Linked DNA regions of Homo sapiens: region 1 is linked to region 2. A link is a loop called in an ENCODE intact Hi-C map of the cell type or tissue named here. Cell type or tissue: mammary epithelial cell. All regions are shown on one strand. Links, peaks and the distances in the headings refer to the core of each region. The heading gives the core; the rest is flanking DNA.

The links. A loop is a pair of places that touch in the nucleus more often than their neighbours do. Peaks named below come from ENCODE experiments on the same cell type or tissue, not always from the same donor. Only the 100,000 strongest peaks of a DNase experiment are listed, where the experiment ranks them.
Region 1: a loop joins it to region 2, with 2.1 times the contacts of the local background. A loop is called at or near these places in 4 of 110 quality-filtered maps.

Annotation. Positions count from the first base shown.
Region 1 is chr3:155,014,268-155,022,736 of GRCh38, reverse strand. No RefSeq gene overlaps it. Among named protein-coding and RNA genes, the nearest start is that of MME, 62 kb to the left of the region's middle. In mammary epithelial cell, for the core only: no CTCF peak of the experiment used is centred there; a DNase peak (open chromatin) is centred at 3,646.
Region 2 is chr3:155,062,280-155,070,814 of GRCh38, reverse strand. It overlaps a transcript of MME not described here. Among named protein-coding and RNA genes, the nearest start is that of MME, 14 kb to the left of the region's middle. In mammary epithelial cell, for the core only: no CTCF peak of the experiment used is centred there; a DNase peak (open chromatin) is centred at 5,074; H3K27ac peaks cover 330 bases.

The sequences.
Region 1 (8,469 bases), core at 470-8,469, 48 kb after region 2:
ACTGCACAGCACACTCACTTCCACAAATAAAAGTTTGAATGGTCTTTGGAAGAGGGCTTTTCTTTGTTGCTACTTCCAGCCCTGGCTCATCAGCCAGACCACCTCAACTCCAAGTTCAGTTACACATTTCCCTAAAGAACATGTTCGTTTTCTTTGCTTTAGCTCTGCTCTCTTTCCCAAGCTTCTTTACAACCTGAAGCCTAGATGCTGAGAGAAGGCAGAGAATAGTCCACTTTCTGTGATCCTGACCTTTTCTATCAGCAGTCTTCAGCAAATCTCTCTCAAGAATTTCCTGGTATAACATACTTTATGGTAGTAGTTTCACTCTTTTATGTTTATTTTTAATCTAAGGCATTTTTTAAAAGAAAAAATCTTATCCAGAAACTAAAAATATTGAAGATGTAAAACTGAGGGGCAGATATGGATTTGGGGGCTGAAGTCTGTATTTGACTCCTTCCCTGATTTGTAAGGCTCCATGGAAAAGACTCTGTGCTTTGGCCTGAATGTTTCTGTCCCTCAAATATTCATATGTTGAAATTCTAACTCCTAAGATGTTCATATTAGGAGGTGGGACCTTTAGTAGGTAATAAGGTCATGAGTGTAGAGCCCTGATTGTTGAGATTAGTGCCTGCTATGGTCTAAATATTTGTGCCCCCCGCCCCAACCTCCAAGTTTATATGTTGAAATGCCAGCCCTCAAGATGATGGTATTGGGAGGTGGGGCTTTGGGGATGATATTGAGAAGTGGGGTCTTTGTGAGACTTAACTCTCATAATTGGGATTAGTACCCTTATAAAAGAGAACCCAGAGAACTGCCTCCCTCTTTTCACCATGTGAAGACACAGTGAGAAGTCATCATTTATGAACCAGAAAATGAGCCTTCATGAGACATCGAATCTGCCAGAGCCTTGATCTTTAACTTCCCAGCCTCCAGAAGTGTGCGATGAAAATTTCTGTTGTTTATATGCTACCCAGTTTCAGGCATTTTGTGATAGGAACCCAAAGGGACTAAGGCAGTGCCCTTATAAGAAGAGAGATGTGAGAGCTGTCAGGCCTCTGAGCCCAAGCTAAGCTATCATATCCCCTGTGACCTGCACGTATACATCCAGATGGCCTGAAGCAACTGGAGATCCACAAAATAAGTGAAAATAGCCTTAACTGATGACATTCCACCATTGTGATTTGTTCCTGCCCCACCCTAACTGATATGATATATTCTTGCCCGCCCTTAAGAAGTTACTTTGTAATATTCTCACTGCCCTTGAGAATGTACTTTGTATGCCTATCCCAAACCTGTAAGAACTAATGATAATCCCACCACCCTTTGCTGACTCCTTTTTCGGACTCAGCCCACCTGCACCCAGGTGAAATAAACAGCCTTGTTGCTCACACAAAGCCTGTTGGTGGTCTCGTCACACGGATGCATGTGACAAGAGCTTGCTTCCTCTCCTTCTACTCTCCACCATGTGAGCGTAGAATGAAAAGATGGCAGTCACTGGATCCATAGGCACTTTGATCTTGGACTTCTCAGGCTCCAGAACTGTGATAAATAAATTTTAATTGTTTAAGCCACCCAGCCTATGATACTCAGCCAGTTATAGTAGCCCGAACTGGCTGAGACACCTCGAAAAACACTATTTGAAGTGGGGTGTCTTAGCATGCACCCTGTTTTTTGTTTTGTTTTGTTTTTTTGAGACAGAGTCTCGCTCTGTCGTACAGGCTGGAGTGCAGTGGCACGATTTCAGCTCACTGCAGCCTCTGCCTCTGAGGTTCAAGTGATTATCCTGCCTCAGCCTCCCCAGTAGCTGGGATTACAGGCATGTGCCACCATGCCTGGCTAATTTTTATTTTTAGTAGAGACGAGGTTTCACCATGTTGGCCAAGCTAGTTTCAAACTCCTGACCTCAGGTGATCTGCCTGTCTCGGCCTCCCAAAGTGCTGGGATTACAGGCGTAAGCCCACTCCCAGCCACACCTTGTTAAGCTAATTTAAAGTCTCCTTTTCTCCCTCCCTCCTTCTCTATCTCTTCTCCTTCCCTCTCTCCTTCTCCCTCTCTTTCTCTCTCACTCTTTCTTTTTCCATATAGCTCCAGTTTTATTTTAAAGCCCGAATACTTTCTCTCCAGGTTATTCTGAAAACATTTTTTCTTATTTTTCTCTTCATTAACTTTTCCTTTGGCACTCTATAAAAGCCGTGATCTTACTGAGTTCAGAACATTTTTCTGTATACTTTTTTTTTTTTTAAGACAGAGTTTCATTCTGTCACCCGGGCTGGAGTGCAGTGGCGTGATCTTGGCTTACCACAACATCTGCCTCCTGGGTTCAAGCGATTCTCCTGCCTCAGCCTCCTGAGTAGCTGGGATTACAGGTGTGCACCACCATGCCCGCCTAATTTTTGTATTTTTAGTAGAGATGGGGTTTCACCATGTTGGGCAGGCTGGTCTCAAACTCCTGAACTCATGATCTGCCTGCCTTGGCCTTCAAAATGCTGGGATTACAGGCATGAGCCACCACTCCCGGCCTCTCTGTATTACTTTCAACAAGCATTTACTGAGTACTTATGTTCCAGGCACTGGAAAAACAACCAAATGAACAAAAATTCCTGCCCCCATGGAATTCTCATTCAAGTGGGGCAAAACAGACAGTAAACAAAATAAATAAATAATGAAGTAGAAAGTCTTAAGTATTACAGAACAAAGTAAACTAGGAGGGTAAATAGAAAGCATGTGAGTGGGTGGTTTCAGCTATAAATTGTGTACCTTGAAGAAGGTGAACAGTGGGTAATATCTTGAGGATGAGCAGCTCAGGGACAAAGGCCCCTGGGTGACTATGCCTCTGGCATTTGGCATGTTGGAGGAACAGCAAAAGGCAGAGTGGATGAAGGGGTGTAAATAAAGCTGAGAGTAGGAAATGAGTTTGAAGAGACACAGAGAGGCCAATCTTGCAGGGCCTTGTAAACTGTTACAAGGACCTTGGCATTTGCTCTGAGAGAGAATGGGAGTCATTGGAGAGTTATGCTAACTACAAGCTCTGGTTTATATTCTTCAAGGATTACTTGGCTGCAGGGTGTGAAGAGACTGAAGCAGGGCAAAGGTGAAAGCGGGGAAACCTTTTGAAGAGGCCTTTACTTTAGGAAGTCCTTAACTCATAAACTTACCTCAGCCAATACATTGTTGGTCTCTTACTGTTTCCAGGCATTGGGTTAGGCATTAGGGAGATGATAGTCAAAAGACTCGGTAATTATTTTATTTGTTTCTGTCCACACCAAGACTTTTTTTGTTTTTTGGGTTTTTATGGTTTGTTTGTTTTGTTTTGTTTTTTTGCTAGTTTACCAGACTATATAAAAATGTGTGGCTTACAGTTGACATTCCTGTTATTCTACTTCCAGGGAATGGACATTTAACATTATCTATTCTTATTTTAATTAAGACATCTTTGAATACATTCAATTGCTCTGAAAAAATCTGCCCGTATCTCTAAGGCAATGCAATTTTCTGAAATTTTACCATGGTGTCTTATTGAGATTGCACAAGGTTATCTGCTCTAACAGTTTAGATAATATCATCCCAGAAAAAAGACATCCAGTTGCCGTACACATGGTTGCAAGGTGGTGATTCACTGATTAGCAAAACATATCAAGTTCCTGCTTGACACCCAGGGAAGGAGGTGTAACTTAGGGAAAACACTGCAAAACAGGAAGTCATCAGACTTAGGTTTGCATCCTCCTCAATTACTCAACTATTCACTGTGACTTTGAATTTACCACATGTAATCCTTACCTTCTTTGAGCCTTAGCTTCATCCTCTGTCAAATGGACATGGTAAGAGTTCCTGAGCCTCCTCTCTCGGGAATCTGAGGAGATGAAGTGAGCTGAAGCAGTGTGGGTCTGTGCTCTGTAAAGTACTCAGTGCAAGACTGCTGTCATTCTTTGCCAAATACCGCCAACCTCTGAGTGAAATTGTTCTTGGAATCTCCCAACTTCTTGAGCATTGTGTGTTGAGGTATAGGATTTCTTAAATGTTTTCTTACATGTCGGACTCCAGAATCTCTCTCCAATTTGATTCTGACATCAGTAAGAGTACTGACTCTGGTTTTCACTCCTGTCTAGTGATGAGGTTGAGTGGGTCTCTGCAGGGTTAGACCAGGCTATTCTAGCCAAGCTCACCAAATCGCTGAAAGGCCAGGAAAACCCTGGAGGGAGACACTAACACTGTTAACAATTCCTGTGGAGATCCTAAAAACTGCCTTCACAATTCTCTTATATGTCCATAATTTTCCCTGATGGAAACATGGTTTATATGTGCAGAAGACAAGGCCACATCAAGAGAGTGAGGTTTTTTGTTGTTGTCATTTTGTTTTGTTTTGTTTTTGACAGAATCTTGCTCTGTCACCCAGGCTGGAGTGCAGTGGTGCGATCTCGGCTCACTGCAACCTCCACCTCCCAGGTTCAAGCAATTCTCCTGCCTCAGCCTCCGGAGTAGCTGAGACTACAGGCACTCTTTATCATACCTGGCTAATTTTTGTATTTTTAGTAGAGAAAGGGTTTCACCATGTTGGCCAGGCTGGCCTTGATGTCATGATGTCAGGTGAGCCACCCACCTTGGCCTTCCAAAGTGTTGGGATTACAGGCATGAGCTACTGCACTCAGCCAATAGTGAGGTCTTTAACTGTGCTTCCACCAAGAAGAGGGACATGTACCAGTGAGCATTATCCTCCCCATTTGTTGCTGTAAAATTTTTGAGAATTGTTACTTTGTGCTATGCAGTGAATAGTAGTTTGATTCCTAGATACTGATCTCTATTTTTCCTGGCCTTTAGTCTCCTATAAGTCAAAAGAATCAAATTAATTAATCTAACAAGTGTTTATTAGGCACCCATTGGGAGCATATGATTATGTCATACTAGAGGTGATACCAGGAATTCTGGGATGCTGGTTTATAAGTGACTAGCTATTAATAAATTTCTTTTTCAGGTATCATAAGGAAGGAAGAATAAATTATGAAAATATTGTAGTATAAAAAAATGAACATATCTACTAGGAGGATTCATGAAGACTTATAAGCATTGATTCATGTAATTAAAATTATGATGACTATTTAAAGTCTGTTTAGAAGAAGTATATGTTGATTATTATATTGAAAGTATAAAATATTTTTAAATGATGCTAAAATGTTATTTGATAAAGTCTATATTAATATAAAGAAGACTTAGAATATATATGCTATAAGCCTGGTGCAGTGGCTCATACCTATAATCCCAGCACTTTGGGAGACTGAGGCAGGAGGATATCTTGAGCCCAAGAGTTCGAGATCAGCCCTGGTCAACATAACAAGACTCCATCTTTACTAAAATGCAATTTTTAAATAAATAAAATTTTAAAAATAAATAAGATAAAAAGTAATAATTTTTTAAAAGATTACATATGTTATGGACTGATTCTGTCTCCCTAAAACTCAATGTGTTGAAGACCTAACCCCCAGTAACTCAGAATGTGACTGTATTTGTAGATAGGGACTTTGAAGAGGTAAAAAGAGGTAATACGGTTGGTCCCTAATCCAATATGACTGGTGTCCTTATAACAAGAGAAAATTTGGACACACAGAAAAATACGAGGGGTAAGGGTGCTCTGAGGGATGGCCATATGAAGAGCATCCACAAGTCAAGGAGAGAGGTGTCAGGGGAAACCAGCCCTGCTGGCACCTTGATCTTGGACTTCAGAACTGTGAGAACAAATTTCAATTGTTAGAGCCACTCATTCTGTGGTATTTTGTTACAGCAGTCCTAGCAAACTAATACAATATAGCAAGAAAAAGCAGCAACTTGGATGACAAAAAATTAAGGTATTGAGGGTAACAAATGGAATGTGATTAAAGGAGAAAAAAACCCCGATATATATAATATGCTTATTCTGCTCACTAAGAAGTATACACATCTTGAAACCCAGTACCCAAGAATATATCAATATGTAAAGAGAGAATGTAATTAAAACGTTTTGATTGTTGAATTTAGAAAGTAGCTACATGGAACAATAAAGGTCATTAAGTATAACCCAGTTTCACAAAGGAGACTCAGAGAAGTTAAGCTATTTAAGCAGTGCCACTCAGCAAGCAAAGGGGAGGACTCGGGCCAGACTCCCTCATCTTCTGACTTTAGGTTCAGGGATGCTGCACTGAACAGCTTTTCTGCTGGTTTAAACTGTGCTACAGGTTTGTTCCAATTAGCATGATGGCACACTTTCATTTACTGGGGAGTTGTATTTAGCTTATGCCCATCTTTTGGAATCATTTTCACTGAAACAACAACAAAAGAAGCAATGAACCCTATCATAGCAGTTTTACTCTGTGTGGGTGGCTTTCTGAAGGGCTTTGTCTATTTGCACTGTAAGGAAATCAAACACATAAGCCAGATGATAGGAATACTTTTCACCTACAGGAATTTGCTTAACTATTCATATTAAAGGACTTCTTAAAGTGCAGAAACAAACACAGCTACACCCACTTTACTTATACCTTCAGCCTGCCTTACAAAGTGGATGAGGGTGAACCTTTGTTTGAAACAATTACTTAAATATGTGTGTGTGAGGGAGTAGGATTTGCAAATCAAATCACATAGTTCAGCTAAATATAGCCTTTGTCAGGAGAAATAACTTGTAAGCAAATAAAAACTAACAATTGGAATCCAGTGTAGACCACAATATGGAAATAATGTCTACTTCTCAGAGAATTTCAGACTATAACCATTGTACATCAATCCAGACAGACCCAGTGATGGATAACCCTTGCAAGAAATCACCACTGTAGAGAACAAAAGGAAGTACTGTTCTACTTCATAATGTGGTTTTGAAAAACGAAAAAAACAACGTAAACTTATTGAGCCTCAAGGACTTTGGGGTACAACCTAGAAACAAGAGAGTTTACTGTTTTGTGAAGGACCAAACCATACTTACTGAATCCAATATGACAGATAAAAAGTAGCTGACATTGTCTTTCTGGTCAAGGATAATATTGCTTATACAACTGCCTGTGTGGATGAATGTATATAAAGTATCCAGTGTGAACCCCAAATATCTGAGACAGGTCTCAGTCAATTTAGGATGTTTATTTTGCCAAAAAGTAAAGGACATACGCCTGTGATACAGCCTCAGGAGGTCCTGACGACATGTGCTCAAGGTGGTTGGGGCACAGCTTGGTTTTATACATTTTAGGAAGACATGAAACACCAATCAATATAGGCAAGGTATATGTTGGCTCCATCTGGAAAGGCAGGAAACTTGAAGTCGGTCAGGCGTTTCTAGGTCATAGGTAAGTAAGAGACAAACAGTTGCATTCTTCTGAGTTTCTTCTTTTTTTTCTTTTAAGAATTATTTTTATTTTTATTTCAATAGTTTTGGGGGTGCAGGTGGCTTTTGATTCCATGGATAAGTTCTCTAATGCTGGTTTCTGAGATTCTGGTTCACCCATCACCTGAGCAGTGTACCGTGTACCCATCTTTTGAGTTTCTAATTAGTCTTTCCAAAGGAGACCACACACATGCATTTATCTCAGTGAACAGAGGGATGACTTTGAGTTTTGTCTGTCCTTTGTCCAGAAGGAAATTTCTTGTGAGGGAGGTATGTGGCTTTTTTTTTTATTTTAGTGGCTATCTATTTTAGGCATGGATAATCTAGGAGGCAGGTTTGCCCTACGTAGTTCCCAGCTTGACTTTTCTCTTTGGCTAAGTGATTTGAGTGTCCCAGAATTTATTTTCCTTTCACTCCAATATGCATCCCATTTCACTTTATACCTTTTGTACTTATCAATGTTTCTAGGTAGGGGCAAATCCCCATTTTGTAAATCATGTTACTCTTGGCAGTCATGTTTTTTTCTTCAGATCCCAGTATCTTGCCTAAAGTTAACTCTATCTTTCAGTATTTTGAATTTAGTTCAAATAAAAAATTTTCTCAGCCGGGCGCAATGTCTCACGCCTATGGTGAAACCCCGTCTCTACTAAAAATACAAAAATTACCCGGGCATGGTGGCACATGCCTGTAATTCTAGCTACTTGGGAGGCTGAGGCAAGAGTGAAACTCTGTCTCAAAAAAAAAAAATTCTCAATTTTATGTACATATCTCTATCACTTATACCTGCATGCATTAGTACTGCTTGGTATTTTGCTATCTTTCTATGTGGATATTTGTATTTAATTTGCTCCTTATAAGTCATTTTGGATTTTTCATTGATATCAAACATTAAATATTGGCAGGGAAACACATAATACTATGATAAATTAATATTTTCACAAAACTCTGATAATCAATATTTTCCTGTTTGAAAATAAATGTTTTCAGTTTGGGCAGAAGAAAGTATCATAGGTCACCTGCTATGCTGGCTACACTGGCTGGGTTAGTCCATATATAATTGTGTATATTCTCATTAAACTACATTAACTGTGTGGCCAATAATTACAGCAGACCAACAAATGCAATATGAACTT
Region 2 (8,535 bases), core at 405-8,404:
TGCGGATTCCAGATAATCAAAACTAGGACAAGCAAGGTGAAGAAATGCGTCTTCTAAGCAACTCCTGAGTGGGAAAGTATATGTCTTAACTTGAAAAAATCATATTCAAAATGTAATCAATTCCCAACTTCTCTTGGATCCTTAATGCTTCCAGGAAAAGTGCCAGGTGAAATAGAAATATCTAAATTTTAGACTTTTATGTTCCATGCTTTATTTATTTATGCTTTATACCGTACCAATCCTTTTGCAAAGATAAAGCTTATCTTGAACCCCATCATTCTTAATCCTTTTCATCAGCTGGTCATTCTTACCACAAGCATTCTTACCAAGTCAGATTATTGCATTTACCTAGATCCTTTAAGTCCAAGCAAAAAGAACACTTTTAAAAACTCATCCTGATCTGTTTATGCAGATGTATGTACATAGTGGCTTCTGGTGTATACTTTCATTATACTGTTTAAAATATCTCAAAGTCAAATCCTAAAGAAACGAACTGCTCCTTGTCACAAGATGCTTTTAATGTAAGAAATCTTTTCAAGTATAGTGATTTAGGATGTTATTTCACAAAAGCTTATTCAATGCACATTAATGCACCATAAATTTTAAAACTAGGCCAGAAAAATTAAAGAAATAAAAGTGTTAAGAGAGCCCATTTGACTAGTGCAATATTGTATATAATTGAAAAATAGCTCCAAAAACATTAAACAATATGATTGTCTTGCTTTTGTCTCAATCACACTAACTATATTCTTATAGGAGAGTTGTTGTCTGTTTGCATCGTCCACCTGTCTTATCTAGTGGTTATTGGTAGAGGCGGCAGTTACATTCCAAAAGGAAAACAATCTCTTCCTGTTCCCTCTGGTCATACCCATTTCCTGTTGCTTCTGGGGCTGGGTAGGGAGGCAGTTCTCAATAAGGTCCTTCTGCTGACGTTAACCAACATCACATGGACAAGGGCAAGGGAGTCACATTCTTGTTGAGTACTAGGATATTAAAATAGCTGAAGGTAATGGAGCCTATTCCTAGTCCATTAATCTGATGGTATTGCTTTTTACTCATTTGAAACCCAGTGAGTTTCTTCCTGCCTAGGAACTCAGGGTGATATTAATTTCTCCAGTCACTATTTAAGTAGGTGTTAATAAAATAAGAAGGGTTCTCCATAAAGTACAATGTTTCTCTTCCTGTAATATCATGAATAAATTGCTAAGGCAAAATTTCACATTATAACAAGGAATGATACGAATAATATTATTTGAAGGTGTCTCAAAGAAAAAGGGCCAGGTTAGTGCTCTTCAATTACTGGGATTTTCATCTTCCTTCCAAGTCATTCACTTGTGAGCTCAGTCATCCTGGGCCTTAACAAACCTCTCTCAACTCTGAGTTGCCACGAGCTGATCAATTCTTTCATCCCTCTCACTGAAAGCATCTTTAATTTTCTCTGTTATTTCTAGCCTGATGACATTTCTTAATCTTTAATACATCTATTTCTTGAACTTTCAGTTCTCTTAGCTTCTACAACATTGTACTGGTCTCTCCCTCCTCTTTGTCCTCCATTTGCCTACTAAATAAAGCATCATTTCTTCTCTTTTCATCTCTCTCTTTCTAGAATTTCTTCCTTGACTGTTTTTATCCATATCATTATTTCAGCTTTGATCTCATGGCAGACAACTCCCAAACCTACAAAAATTAGTCCAACATATTCCCCCCTTTTCCTTTCATTTGTAGAATGCTTCACAAACCCATGCTCTCGTGAAACCTATATACTTTACAGGCTCAGCCTTGTTCCAGTTCATCTAGGCTTGACACATCCCAGTGGCCTTCGATGAGTCCTTTATTATTCCCCAACAAACAATGAATTTACAAATCTCAGCATTATCAACTCCACAGGATCTCTTGAATCTTTTTCCCTACACTTTATTTCCAAAGCCAACATTAGGCAGCAGAAATTCTATTCTCTTATTTTCCCTGGATTATTATACTAACATTTTGAACATTATCCTTAGAAAGACACTATTTCATCTTTTCTTGATCTCAATTCATTGTTCACATTATTTCCTGGTCGATTAAATAGAAACTCAGAATATTTTACTCACTCAGATGTTCAAAAACTTTCAATAACTCTCTAGGTCTGCAAAATTCTGTATTTTCAGATTTTATGCCTGCTAAGCCTAATTTAATAAAACTTGTGCTACTTTAGCACATGCTATGCTAGGCCTGTTAGAATGTGAAATGTAGTTAAAAGTATAGAAACAAAAAAATGTAGCTGATATCATGACACCAGTGACACCGTGTCAGACCAGCCTAAAATATTCAAGTTTTGGGAGGAATTATTTTGGCTTCAACAGCTTTATTAATGCGTAATTGACATAACAATAAACTGCACATATTTAAGTGTATAATTTAATAAAATGTGACATTTATTATGTATATGCCCATGAAAGAGTCATCCAATCAAGATAATAAAGTTATCCGTCACCTTCTAAAAGTACCTCTTGTGCCTTGGTGATGTCTCCCTGCTGCTCTTCCCCACCTATCTCTTATTCTTAGGCAACCATTGATTGCCTCTCTGTTACTATACCGTTTGTATACTAGTTTGCATTTTCTAGAATTTTATATAGATGTAATTACACAGTATACACTCTTTTTTTGCCTTTTTACATTCAGCATAATTATGCTGATATTCATTCACATAGTAGCATTAGTTCATTCTTTTGTTTATTATTGAATAGTATTCCATTGAATGGATATCCCTTAGTTTGTTTATCAATTCCCTTGTTGATAGAAATTTGTTTAATTTATAGCTTGGGGCTATTACACATAAAGCTTCTGTGAAAATTCATTTTTAAGTCTTTACATGAACATATGCTTTCACTTTTCCTAGGTAAATATCTAGGAGTGCAATAGCCGAATCCTGTGGCAGTAATGTTTAACTATTTAACAAACTGCCAAACTATTTTCCAAAGTGGTTGTAGCATTTTTCACACCAGTACTGTATAAGCATTCCATTTGCCCTACATTCTTGTTAACTCTTGGTACAGTCAATCTTTTTAGTTTTAGCCATTGTAATTGGTGTATGATGGTGTATTATGGTCTTAATTTGCATTTCCTTAATGACTAATGATGTTAAGTGTCTTTTCATGTGTCTATTTGTTATCCATATATCTTTTTTGGTGAAGTGTTTGAAAGTATTTCAAAAGGAAAATAAGGGCCGGGCACAGTGGCTCATGCCTGTAATCCCAGCACTTTGGGAGGCCGAGGTGGGCAGATCACGAGGTCAGGAGTTCAAGACCAGCCTGACCAACACGGTGAAACCCTGTCTCCACTAAAAATACAAAAATTAGCCAGGCATGGTGGCACGCACCTGTAATCCCAGATACTCAGGAGGCTGAGGCAGGAGAATCGTTTGAACCTGGGAGGTGGAGTTTGCAGTGAGCCAAGATGGTGCCACTGCACTCCAGCCTGGGTGATGGAGTGAGACTCAGTCTCCCAAAAAAAAAAAAAAAAAAAAAAAAAAGGAAAATAAATTGCAAAAGCTAAATCTGTTATATAAATTTTTAAAACATACAAAAATCTATTTTATCTTTGAATGAGAGGTGTTTTTTTTTTTTTTTCAAATTGCCTGTGTTTTCTCCCAAATAATTGTTGGAATAATAACTACAAATAAAGTCTCTGGGAGAATCTTTTGCAAGCACAAGGAAAGCATAGCTTTCTTCAACATTATCTACATCCAGAAAATACATTATATGAATCCAACCTAAATATTCTGCCTTATTACTCATGGTTCCTTTATAGTCTCTAAATCGGTGAGTTCTAAAACATGCTATGCGTTCTAATGTTAGGAGGTGAGATGGTTGTAGGGGTATACAGAGTTATTATATAAGGATAAATCTCACTGTAAGAATGGTATTCTATTTTGACTTCTCTTTAGATTCACTTAGGTCAAGAAAAAAGTCTCATCTTGGAAATTATATTTGTGTAACATCTCTGTAGTAATAGCTGATCACTTTTCTCAACAGAGAGCAGTCCTTAGTCTCAGGCTTTCAGCAGATGAGAGTACCAAGCTAGAATTTTTTCATTGTACTTACTTTTTCAGTAAGTGACATAGATTTTCAATCAGTCATCCAGTGACAGCAATATAAAATGTCATTACACCATGTATTTTAGTTAAAGGAAGTGAGTTTATTGATAGAAAACACATTACATAAGTAATATTCAATTGATATTCAGATTCATCAAAAGTTATTACCATAATACACAAATGACTCAATTTGGGGAAAAATTATTTAATATTTAGCTCAATTACTTTCAAACGACGATACTCACTCCATGGAAAACTAGGGTTTACAAGGAGGTGCCTCCACTATTGGGTTGAGGAGATGGCAATGAGCAGGCAAGGAGAGAGTGAGCAAAGAAGTTTAAGGAAACCAGCCCTGGAATCAACTAGAGCAACTCATATTACTTATTTATAGAAAACAGGAAACTTCAAAAAAATACAAAGAGGGCAATAATCATGCATATTCACATCTGTGATTATTTCCTTTTACTGTATAGTCTTTCAATCTTTTTCTAAGCTCATACACATTTTTTAAATTACATTGTCATAATGTTACATACTTAAACTAGTACTATAAAATGCTAATTTTCTGTCATTAAATGCTCTTTAAAAATTAATTTGTGGACTGTAGAATATTTATTTAAACTGTAAACCTTAGCTTCATTTCTATATAAAATGAAAATTGGACTAGACGACATCTAGAATTGTCTTCCTGGTCTAATAGCCCTTCGCTCTGCTAAGTGAATAGTGAAACACTCCTGAATTACTTAAATAATTAAATCCCTGTCCTATTCACCCTGAAAGGCAGTTCATGGAACTGCCTATGTGAGAAGTAGCTCCACTGCACAGCAACTACAACAATTTGGAACATCAGTGTATATATCTACAACTTGAGTCCATATTTGAAAGCACTGTCTTTTATGACCACAGTGTCATATTATGTATGAAATGCTTCTAATTAGTCACCACCCTCTCACTTTACCTCAGCTCAGCCTGCTCTGGAGGGTGACTGACTGCCTGTCTATTTAAGGCACCTCCCAGGGCTCCACATGAGCATAAGTCATCTCACTCATGTTTTAAGTTAGGCAATCCAAAACTTAACCTTTGTGCTTGCTAAGAATTTATCATGCAACTTTTTTTGTTGTTATGTACTAGCAGATAAAGAGACAAAATTTCACCTTATTTATATAGATTTCAAGAAAAGTTAAAGATAACTATAAGCTGCTCTTTGTTGAAGGCTGAATGTGACTATATCCTGTTCCACTTTTCTGTAGCTCGTGCTGGGGGAGGTGTCTCCATTTGTCTTTATATCTGTAGTCTTTAGGACTTCAGGGAAGGGTAATTTATTCATTTTATTTCATAAATATTTTCTAAGTACACACATATGCTAGCCATTCTGGTAGGTCCTTAAGACATAGAGATAAATAGAATATTCCCTTTTCTTAAGTCTTAGTCTAGTAAGGGAGAGAGGAAGAGAGAGAAACAGTAGCTACAGCTATATGTGCCTTGATGAAAGAATGTCCAAAGTGGTTAGTTAAAAGAAACACACACTCACACACACACTTCAGAAATGAGACTGTCTTTGAGGAAAGTGCCAAAGGATACTTTACTGGGTTGAATAGAGTCCTTGCAAAATTCATGTCCTTCCTGCAACCACAGAATGTACTCTAATTTGGAAACAGGATTGTCACAGATGGAATTAGCTAAGAAAAGGTCATACTGGAGTAGGATGACCCTTATGCAGTATGACTGGTGTCCTTCTAAGATGAAGAGAAGACACACAGAAACAGAGACACTAATTTAGTCGGGGATAATATGGCCATGTGATAACAGAAGCAAAGATTGAGTGATGCACCTACAAGCCAAAGGACACCAAAGGTTGTTGACAAACACCAGAAGCTAGAAGAGTCAAGGAAGGATTCTCCCCTAGAAAATCTTAGAGCACAGCTCTGCCAGCACATTGATTTCAGACTTCTAATCTCCGGACTGGTGAGGCAATATATTTTTCTTGTTCTAAGCACCAGTTGCACTTTGTTGCAGTATCCCTGGAAAATTAAGAACATATCTAGGAGCTCATTAAGTAGATTGAGGGGAAAGATTTTCCAAGTGAAGGTAACAGTATGTTCAAAGGCATGCAGGAGTGAAAGAGTATTCAGAAGAGTCTCATCAACATAATTGAGTTACCTAAATACAATGTGATATGTGCAGTTTAATAAATAACATACACACAAACAGTGTGTGATAGTCCTCATTATTTCACACATTTCGTATATGCCTCAGAATCAACAAGAGAAATGAAACAAACCTTTTTTCCTTAGCCTCACTTAATGAATCTCCCAATCTCTGACTTTGCGGCTGCATGGCCGTCTTCTCTTGTGCCTTCATTATTGAATATTTTGCAAATCAGAGGGTTAGAACAGTGCTTACATATATACATATATTTGTTATATTATATATGTATAATTTTTTTTTGAGACAGAGTCTCACTCTGTTGCCCAGGCTGAAGTACAGTGGCAGGATCTCGGCTCACTGCAACCTCCACCTCCCAGGTTCAAGCGATTCTCCTGTCTCAGCCTCCCGACTACCTGGGATTACAGGTGCCTGCCCCATGCCCGGCTAATTTTTGCATTTTTAGTAGAGACAGAGTTTGCCATGTTGGCCAGGCTGGTCTCTAACTCCTGACCTCAGGTGATCCACTCACCTCGGCCTCCCAAAGTGCTGAGATTACAGGCATGAGCCACCATGCTGGGCCTTCTCTTTCACTTCTTATGAGGATTAGTCCTATCAGATTAAACTACCACCCATACCACCACATTTAACCTTGATTACCTCTGTAAAGCCCCCATCTCCCAAATACAGTCACATTGAGAGTTAGGGCTTCAACATATGAATTTGAGGGCAAAACAGTTCAGTTCATAACAGCTTGCTTTTTCCCATTACCAAGAGACCATATAAACCCTTTCTTCCCCTATATGCAGGCATCTTTTTGGGAAAAGGTGCAGAGGAGGAAAAGGCTCATTTGGGGGAAGAAAGCAATGGTATATATAATATAATATAATATAATATAATATAATATAATATAATATAATATATAATATGTTATATAATCAAATATAATATATAATCAAATATAATATATTATATATTATATAATCAAATATAATATATTTATTATATATATTAATAAAATATATTATATTTATTAAATAAATATATTATTTAAATATATATTTTTAATATATATATTTAAATATATATATTTAAATATATATATATAAAATAATAAAAATATATTTATTAAATAAATATATTAAATAAAAATATATAATATTTTTATTATGAATAAAATATAAAATATAAAATATATATGAAATATATATTTATATATAAATATATATAAATATAATATACATTATATAATTATATATTTATATATATTATAAATGATATATTATATCTTTATATAATATGTATATATTATAATATATAAATAATATACATTATATGTATATTATTATATAATATATAATAATATACATATGTATATTATTATATAATATATAAATAATATATATTACAAAGTATATAATATATATAATTATACAACATAAATATATAACATAATTATATAACATAAATATATAACATATATTTATATAATTAATAAGGTCATTAATTACATATTTAGTTTTGACGTAGTTCTTTCCTTTCTTTTTTTTTTTTTTTTTGAGATGGAGTCTCAGTCTGTCCCAAGCTGGAGTGCAGTGGCACTATCTCGGCTCACTGCAACCTCCACCTCCCGGGTTCAGTGATTCTCCTGCCTCAGCCTTCCGAGTAGCTGGGATTACAGGCATGTGCCACCATGCCCAGCTAATTTTTGTATTTTTAGTAGAGACAGGGTTTCACCATGTTGGCCAGGGTGGTCTCGAACTCCTGACCTTGTGATCCGTGGGCCTCGGATAACAGGTGTGAGCCACTGCGCCCAGTCAATTCTTTCCTTTTTAAAGTTTCCATTTGTGTGTCAATATTTTCAAGCTTGTCTTTTATGTCTCAGAACATAATAAACATAATTATTTTAAAATATATTTCTAATAATATCATTACTTCTGGATACTTGCCTGGTTCTATTGCCTATTGTTTCCCCAAAGTTTTGTTTCTGTTCTTTTTTATTCTCATGTGCCTTGTTATTTTTGACTGAATGTTGGAAATTGTATGTAAAATATTGTGAAATAATTCTAAGTTTAGTTTGATATTATATTTCTTCACAGAGCATTACATTTGCCTCTTGTTGGTAATGAAGGAAGAACAATCTTGAACTCATAGAACTAAAAATAAGGCTGGTAGCTGAATTTCCAACAGGAAGAATGAATGTCCAAAGACAATAAAAAGATAGCCTTTAAAGCTTTGAAAAAATATGTTTTTGAAGGATAAAGATAAACTAAATAGCATTTGTTAGCAACAGATCCAAACCAAGAGAAATA